Linked DNA regions of Homo sapiens: regions 2 and 3 are each linked to region 1. Evidence: read pairs that join two places in POLR2A ChIA-PET (ENCODE). Cell type or tissue: MCF 10A. All regions are shown on one strand.

Region 1 (2,500 bases):
GGGGGGAGCTCTGAGAGGTCTGCCAAGCCCCCCTCCCCTTGGGCCACACCACCTGTGCCTGAGCCCCCAACAGGCAGCAGGGCCCCCTCCCCATGGCCCAGCTCTCTGGCATATCCTCCCCGGGGGTGCCTTTGAGCTGGAGGCAGAGGACGGCTGACTTCTTCCTTCCAAGTCTCCCAAACCTGGCTGGCAGCCCAGGGTGGCTTCCTCCAGGAAGGGCAGAGAGAGGGGCAGCTGCCTGTAGTCACTGATGGTGGTGCAGAGGCTGAGACATTTGCGGGAACACCCCTCCCCTCCTAAGCTGTTAGGTTCCATAACAGTGAGGGTGTGAGGTGCCTTCAGAGATCTAGCTGGACCCTTCATTTTACAAGTAGGGAAACTGAGGCTCAGAAAGGTCAAGGGTTTTTCTGAAAGTCTTGCAGCAAGTTGGTGACAGAATTGGGAGCTGGTCACCTACCATGGCCAAGTATAGGCGGGTGGAAACCTCAACACAACCCAGGAAGGTGAATATTTGTCATCCTCCCCTGAAGTAGAGACAGGTTCTCACACAGCTAGGAAGATGCAGAGCTGGGACTCAAACCCAGGTCCACCAAGGAACCACACAATATCAAGCCTATTGAGGACACTCTTTCTCCCGATTTCCTTAAAAGCTGACACTCCACCCCACTGCTCACCCAGCCCCATGTCCCATTACCTGTGGTCCTTCAGCTTGTCTGGGCAGCAAGGGGAGCTCTGTGTAGACTATGTGGATGCTGGGCTGGTCAGGGGAAGGAGAGGACAGGCTGCACCTGTGACAGCAAGGAGGGCGGGACTACCGTGACGTTGTCCCTGGGCCCCACTCGCTCACTGGGATGGCATTCCTTCCTGCTGGTGCTATCAGCCCCAGGCCTTCCTGTCTGACTTGACTCTTCCCTACAACACTGCGGAGGGGCAGGTGGGGCAGCTACATGCCTGGTCCTGCCTCAGGGCCACAGCCATGCCTTCAGACTCCAGGAGACAGTGAAATGGGGGCAGCTGTGCCACCCTTGGCTGTACCAAGCTCTGGGAAGGAAGGAGGGGACGTGTCCCAGGTACCCCCTCCACCCACATTGGTGAGGCTGACTCAGGCCCCAGCCACGTGTCCCAACCTGCCCTGCGCGTCCCAGAGGGGAAGGAAGATATTCCAATGCTCCCAGGAGGCTGAGGTTGGGCAGGGAGCAGGAGAGAGGGCCTGGGGGCTCAGGAGACTGGCAGTGCCCACTCCTAGGGAGGAAACTGGGTTACAGCTAGAAGTACTTTTGGAGAGCACCCACTCGCCTTGTGCAAGTGGGAAAACACAGGTCCCTAGAGAGGTGAGAGGAGCAGTGTCAGACCTCACACAGCCGAGGGCAGGGCCCCAGCTCAGCTTGCCTCCACCTCTCACCTCTCACTTATCCAGCACTGTGGCAGCAGGACAGGAAACAAGTCCTACCACGGGAGCCCCCAGCCTTGGAGGGAAACAGGCAAGGCCCAGGAGCTGTGGGCTCCCCAGGAGGACTTCCTGAAGAGGGGTCTTCCATACCCTAAGCTCAGCCCCCAGATCTTGACACTTTGCTTTCTCACACTCTGTATCTGACCCATCTGGAAAATCCTGTTGGTCCTGCCTTCAGTATAGCCTGAATTCAGCCCCTTCTCTCCACTCCTCAACTGTCACCTTGATCCAGCCAGTGTCAACACTGGGCTCCCTGCTCCCCGCCTCGCCCCTGGCTATTCTCATCAGCCAGGCAGCCAGGGGGTCCTGTTCAAACCCAAAGCAGCTCATGTCCCTCCCCGCTCAGCAGCTGCCACACTCCCACTGCACTCAGGGTAAAACCCAAGGTCTTACAAGCCCCTGCGAGATCTTCCCCACACCTCTGGCCCTCTCTGACCTTGGTTCCCATGACTTCCTCCCTCACTCTGCTCCAGTAACACTGGAACATGTTCCAGTTCCCCTGGGTGGGCTCCCTCCTCAGGGCCTTTGCCCTGGCTGTTCCCTCTGCCTGGAGTGCTCTCCCCCTAGAAAGCCACCTGGCCCCCCGCTCACTTCAGCTCTCTCCTCACAAGTCACCTACTCCATGAAGCCTTATCTGACCATCCTGCTTAAAGTAGTAACCCCACACCAGCTTTCCCTCTGCCTGCTTCACTGCTCACCATCTGCTGTGCTGCATATTTTCTTGTTATGTCTATTTTCTCATTACGTATTGCTTTGCTACAGGACCTAGGATCATGTCTGACAGTAGGTGCTCACTAATTTTTTTTTTTTTTTGAGTCAGGGTCTCGCTCTGTTGCCCAAGCTGGAGTGCAGTGGCACGATCATCACTCACTGCAAACTCAAACTCCTGGGCTCAAGCCATCCTCTCACCTCAGCCTGCTGAGGAGCTGGGACTACAGGCATGCACCCCCACGCCTGGCTGATTTTTATATTTTTTGTAGAGACAAGATCTTGCTATGTTAGGCTGGTCTTGAACTCCTAGCCTCAAGCGATCCTCCGGCCTTGGCCCCC
Region 2 (2,500 bases), 210 kb before region 1:
CGGGGACAATAAAATATAAACCTGGCGGGGCACAGTGGCTGATGCCTGTAATCCCACCACTCTGGGAGGCTGAGGCAGGTGGATCACCTGAGGTCAGGAATTTGAGCCCAGCCTGGCCAACATGGTGAAACCCCGTCTCTACTAAAAATACAAAAATTAGCCGGGTGTGGTGGTGGGCGCCTGTAATCCCAGCTACTCGGGAGCCTGAGGCAGGCTCCCGAAAATCGCTTGAACCCGGGAGGTGGAGGTTGCAGTAAGCTGAGACACCATTGCACTCCAGCCTGGGCAACAAGAGCGAAACTCTGTCTCGGGGAAAAAAAAAAGGTATAATCCTTTCTTTTGCTTTCTAATTCATCCTTTTTGTTTATGCTAGCGCTCTCAGCAAGAGAGAACTGAATTTGTTCTTAAAGCCAGGTGGTGTCTACAGTGGAAATAGATCAGTTCTAGTCTTCAGTTTAATTTGCCTCCATACAAAATAGTCTGCAAGTGCCCGTTCATCGGGCCCTGTAGGTTGTACCTGTTTGTCACTGAAACTACAAATTAACTGACAGTAAAGGTATTATTTAGATAAGATTAGCTGCTGGGTCATTTTCCTGGTTAGCCTCTGAGCACATATTTTTCTCTCTGAAAATCATATGAGCAGGTTTACTCTTCATATATTCCACATATATTCTTGCACTTGTCACTGCAGGAACATATGCACACCATCTGTTTTTATGAAGCCAGTAGGACTGCATCTCAGGATTTAAAGCCAAAGCACCGAAAAAATTGTCCACCAAACCTCACACATTATGTATTAAGAAAAGGAAACTTTAGTGACTAAAACAGAAGGAAAAGTTTGCACAATGCAATTTAACACTGTAAAAAACACTGTACCTAAGAAATGTCCCCTGAGTTGGTCTGAGGAGGAATGAACATTTTTCTTGATGTCCATTAGTAAATGGATTAGCGATGCTAACAGGTGCGTCCTCCAGCTTCCTCGAGCCCAGGTCCTGCTGGCAGAGAGGGCAGCACTGGGGCACACTGAAGCTGTAGATGTATTTCTCACAGTGGTTGAATTTAATTAAAGCCTTCCCAGCCTCTGCGCAGTGCATAGCTTTCGCCTCCTGGAATGCTAGGGGAGGTTTCCGGAGACTTCCTTTTCCTCATTATACACCTGGCGAATGCACACCGCCCCAAGGAACCTGATCAATGGTGATGTCATCCTGACTGATGGCTTCAGAAGCCAAACCAGATAGGATTAACCAGTAGCCAGGCCTCCCCATAGACTGTATCTTAAAGAGCTAGTTTCTATTTGTTTATTTCCATTGTTTATGGTAACTGATAACTGCCAGCTCCTATTCATCCTTTAAAGCCTCACTTTTCTGTGGAAGTTTTGTCAGCTTCCCCCAGTCTTCCCTTGCAGTGGCAGCGCTGGATTCATATTTCCGTCAGAACTCTTATTTATTTATTTAGAGACAGGGTCTCACTCTGTCACCCAAGCTAGAGTGCAGTGGCACGATCTTGGCTCACTGCAACCTCCACCCTCAGGTTCAAGTGATTCTCCCCACTCAGCCTCCCGGAGTAGCTGGGACTACAGACACACGCCACTATACCCAACTAATTGTTGTGTTTTTTGGTAGAGATGGGGGTTTCACCATGTTGGCCAGGCTGGACTTGAAGAGGCCTTCCTCAGCCTCCCAAAGAGCTGGAATTACACGCATGAGCCACTGCACCAAGCCTAGAACTGTTATTTAATCATTTAGTTTTGTTTCTCCCGTTAGTCTGTGAGCTTCTTGAAATTGGAGACCTTTACTTTTGTGTTCCCAGAATTGGTTAGATCATTTGTTGTTGCATAAATAAATCCTTATTTAAGGCTATTTTATTTTGACATTTTATATTATAAAAGTAATTTTGCTTATAAAAAAATTAACATCCAGAATGTTCTGGGGATTTTTTTAAAAAGTTAACAGCCCTGTTAGAAATAAGGATAGCGGTTACAGGAGGGAGATACTGACTGGGAGAGGACAGAGGTGGTTTCTCGGGTCCAGGGCTGTTGTGACTCATCTGGGTGTTAATAATATGGGAGTATTCCATTTGTGAAAAATCATCAAGCTGTGCATTTTATTATATGCAGTATATAATTTTTCAATTTTAAAATAATTTTTTAATTTTCTTATTTTTGTGGGTACATAATGGGTGTATATATTTAAAGGGTACATGGGATTTTTTTTTTTTTTTTTTTTTTTGAGACAGAGTCTCACTCTTGTCGCCAGGCTGGAGTGCAGTGGTGTGATCTCGGCTCACTGCAACCTCCGCCTCCTGGGTTCAAGTAATTCTGCCTCAGCCTCCTGAGTAGCTGGGATTACAGGTGCCCGCCACCACACCCAGCTAATTTTTGTACTTTTAGTAGAGATGGGGTTTCACCATGTCGGCCAGGCTGGTCTCAAACTCCTGACCTCAGGTGATCCTGCTGCCTCAGCCTCCCAAAGTGCTGGGATTACAGGCGTGAGCCACCGCA
Region 3 (2,500 bases), 380 kb before region 1:
TGCAAATCGTACATCTGATATGGAATTAATATTCCAAAATATGTAAGAAACTCAACAAACTCAATTGCAAGAAAACAAATAACCCAGTTAAAAAATGATAAAGGAATATCCATTTCTAGAAAGAAGACATACAAGTGGCCAACAGATATATGAAAAGGTACTCACCATCACTAATCATCAGGGAAATGCAAATCAAAACCACGGTGAGATATCATCTCACACCCATTAGAATGGCTGTTATCAAAAACACAGAAGATAAGAAGTGTTGGCAAGGATGTGGATAAGAGGGAACCCTTGTACACTGTTGGCAGGAATGTAAATTGGTATAGTCATTATGGAAAACAGAATGGACTGCCTCAAAAAATTAAAAATAGAACTAGCATATGATCTAGCAATCCTACTTCTGGGTATATATCCAAGGGAAATGGAATCAGTATGTTGAAGAGCTATCTGCTCTCCCATGTTCACTGCAGCATTATTCGCAATAGCCAAGATATGAAATCAACCTAAGTGTCAATGGATGAATGGATTTTTGAAAACACAGTATATATCTGTATATATATACACACATACATATATACACATACAGATGTATATGTACACACCCAATAGAATATTATTCAGCCTTAAAAAGAGAAGGAAATCCTGTCATTTGCGACAACAGAGATGAACCTAGAGGACGTTATGCTAAGAGAATTAAACTGGGTGGTATTTGACACAGAAAGACAAATACCACATGATCCACGTGGAATCTAAAAAAGTCGAACTCATAAAAGCAGTGAGTAAAATGGTGGTTGCCAGGAGCTGGAGGGTGAGAGCAATGGGGAGATATCAGCCAGAGTTTCAGTTATGCAGGATAAGCTCTGGTCACCTTCTAAGGTGATCATCTGCTAAGTATAGGTCACCTTCAGCATGGTGACTATAGTTAGTGATACTGTATGGTATATTTGAAATTTGCTAAGACAGTAGATGTTAAGTGTTCTCACTACACATATTCATACTCAAAAAGGTAACTGTGAAGTGATGAATATGTTCATTACCTTGATTATGATAATCATTTCATAGTAAATACGTATATTAAAACATCACATTGAATACCTTAAGTGTTTTGTTTGTTTTTTGGTTTTTTGGGTTTTTTTGTTTTGTTTTGGTTTAGGTTTTTTTTGAGGTGGAGTCTTGCTCTGTCACCCAGGCTGGAGTGCAGTGGTGTGATCTCACCTTACTGCTACCTCTGCCTCCCAGGTTCAAGTGATTCTCCTGTCTCAGTCTCCCAAGTAGCTGGGATTACAGGCGTGCTACCACACCCGGCCAATTTTTGTATTTTTAGTAGAGATGAGGTTTCACCATGTTGGCCAGGCTGGTCTCGAACTCCTGACCTCAGGTGATCCTCCTGCCTCCGCCTCCCAAAGTGCTGGGATTACAGGTGTGAGCCACTGTGCCTGGCCTGTATACCTTAAGTTTAAAAATTTTTGTCTATTATACTCAATAAAGCTGGACAAAATTTTAAATAAATAACAGCAGTCATTAACAGACTCAATTGATGACCTAATGTAGAAGTTAATGAGAGCAGGCCTGTTGGCAAAAAGGCATTTATATGGATACACTGTATGTATCTGCACTGTTTCAGGATCCTCTATTATGATACCTGGGTAAAGGGTGACTTCCTTTCTATCATAAAACAGCCTAGACAGCACTAAGAAGGTGGTTATGTTCTTTTCTGTTGTTGTGAGCGCCCAGATGAGATTACTTTGCCAAAGACTCTTTTCATTTCTCTTTCTGAAACTCTGTGAGATTGCTGTGTTCTCTAGGACTTAACTTCACAGCTAGTCTATTTTTCCTTTCAGAAATGACCATGGTTGACACAGAGATGCCATTCTGGCCCACCAACTTTGGGATCAGCTCCGTGGATCTCTCCGTAATGGAAGACCACTCCCACTCCTTTGATATCAAGCCCTTCACTACTGTTGACTTCTCCAGCATTTCTACTCCACATTACGAAGACATTCCATTCACAAGAACAGATCCAGTGGTTGCAGATTACAAGTATGACCTGAAACTTCAAGAGTACCAAAGTATGATGTTTATTTTCACTTTTCAGACTACTAGGACTAGAATTGGACTCATCTCTCAGTAACCCTGTAATAAATAATGCTCCAGAGACTAGAAATCTAATAGAGAAGGCATTCACCATTCATTTATTCACCCATTTATCCATGAAATATTAGGTATCTATGAAATGCCAGGAAGGGAGCTGGCACGAGGTCAATCTTGCCTTCCCCGCCCCCTCCTTCCTTCCTCTCTTCTTTCCTTTCTTGCTTACTTCCTTCTTAGGGACATTTTCTACCTTGATTACACTGTCAGTTGTATCTCAGGCTAAGAGTCCATCATCCAAACTTTGAATTATTTTGGCCCCTTATAAGTTAATAAGTAACAATTCCAAGTCACTTTGTATTATATAACTTATCTTCACTATATTACTGCTACTACAGTACATTTTTTC

The links. Peaks named below come from ENCODE experiments on the same cell type or tissue, not always from the same donor. Only the 100,000 strongest peaks of a DNase experiment are listed, where the experiment ranks them.
Region 2: POLR2A ChIA-PET joins it to region 1 with 6 read pairs; 3 of 35 experiments call an interaction of 5 or more read pairs at or near these places.
Region 3: POLR2A ChIA-PET joins it to region 1 with 5 read pairs; 2 of 35 experiments call an interaction of 5 or more read pairs at or near these places.

Annotation. Positions count from the first base shown.
Region 1 is chr3:12,758,497-12,760,996 of GRCh38, forward strand. TMEM40 (transmembrane protein 40) reads right to left here and starts at 763. Exons shown (of 12, transcript NM_018306.4): 1 at 695-763. RefSeq lists an enhancer at 766-1,351 and a silencer at 1,376-1,465. In MCF 10A, no CTCF peak of the experiment used is centred here; a DNase peak (open chromatin) is centred at 1,015.
Region 2 is chr3:12,544,371-12,546,870 of GRCh38, forward strand. It overlaps MKRN2OS (MKRN2 opposite strand), which reads right to left and starts at 1,129. Exons shown (of 4, transcript NM_001195279.2): 1 at 877-1,129. The coding sequence starts at 1,094. In MCF 10A, no CTCF peak of the experiment used is centred here; a DNase peak (open chromatin) is centred at 1,181.
Region 3 is chr3:12,377,860-12,380,359 of GRCh38, forward strand. It overlaps PPARG (peroxisome proliferator activated receptor gamma), which reads left to right. Exons shown (of 8, transcript NM_138711.6): 3 at 1,845-2,072. The coding sequence starts at 1,853. Among named protein-coding and RNA genes, the nearest start is that of PPARG, 90 kb to the left of the region's middle. In MCF 10A, no CTCF peak of the experiment used is centred here; no DNase peak of the experiment used is centred here.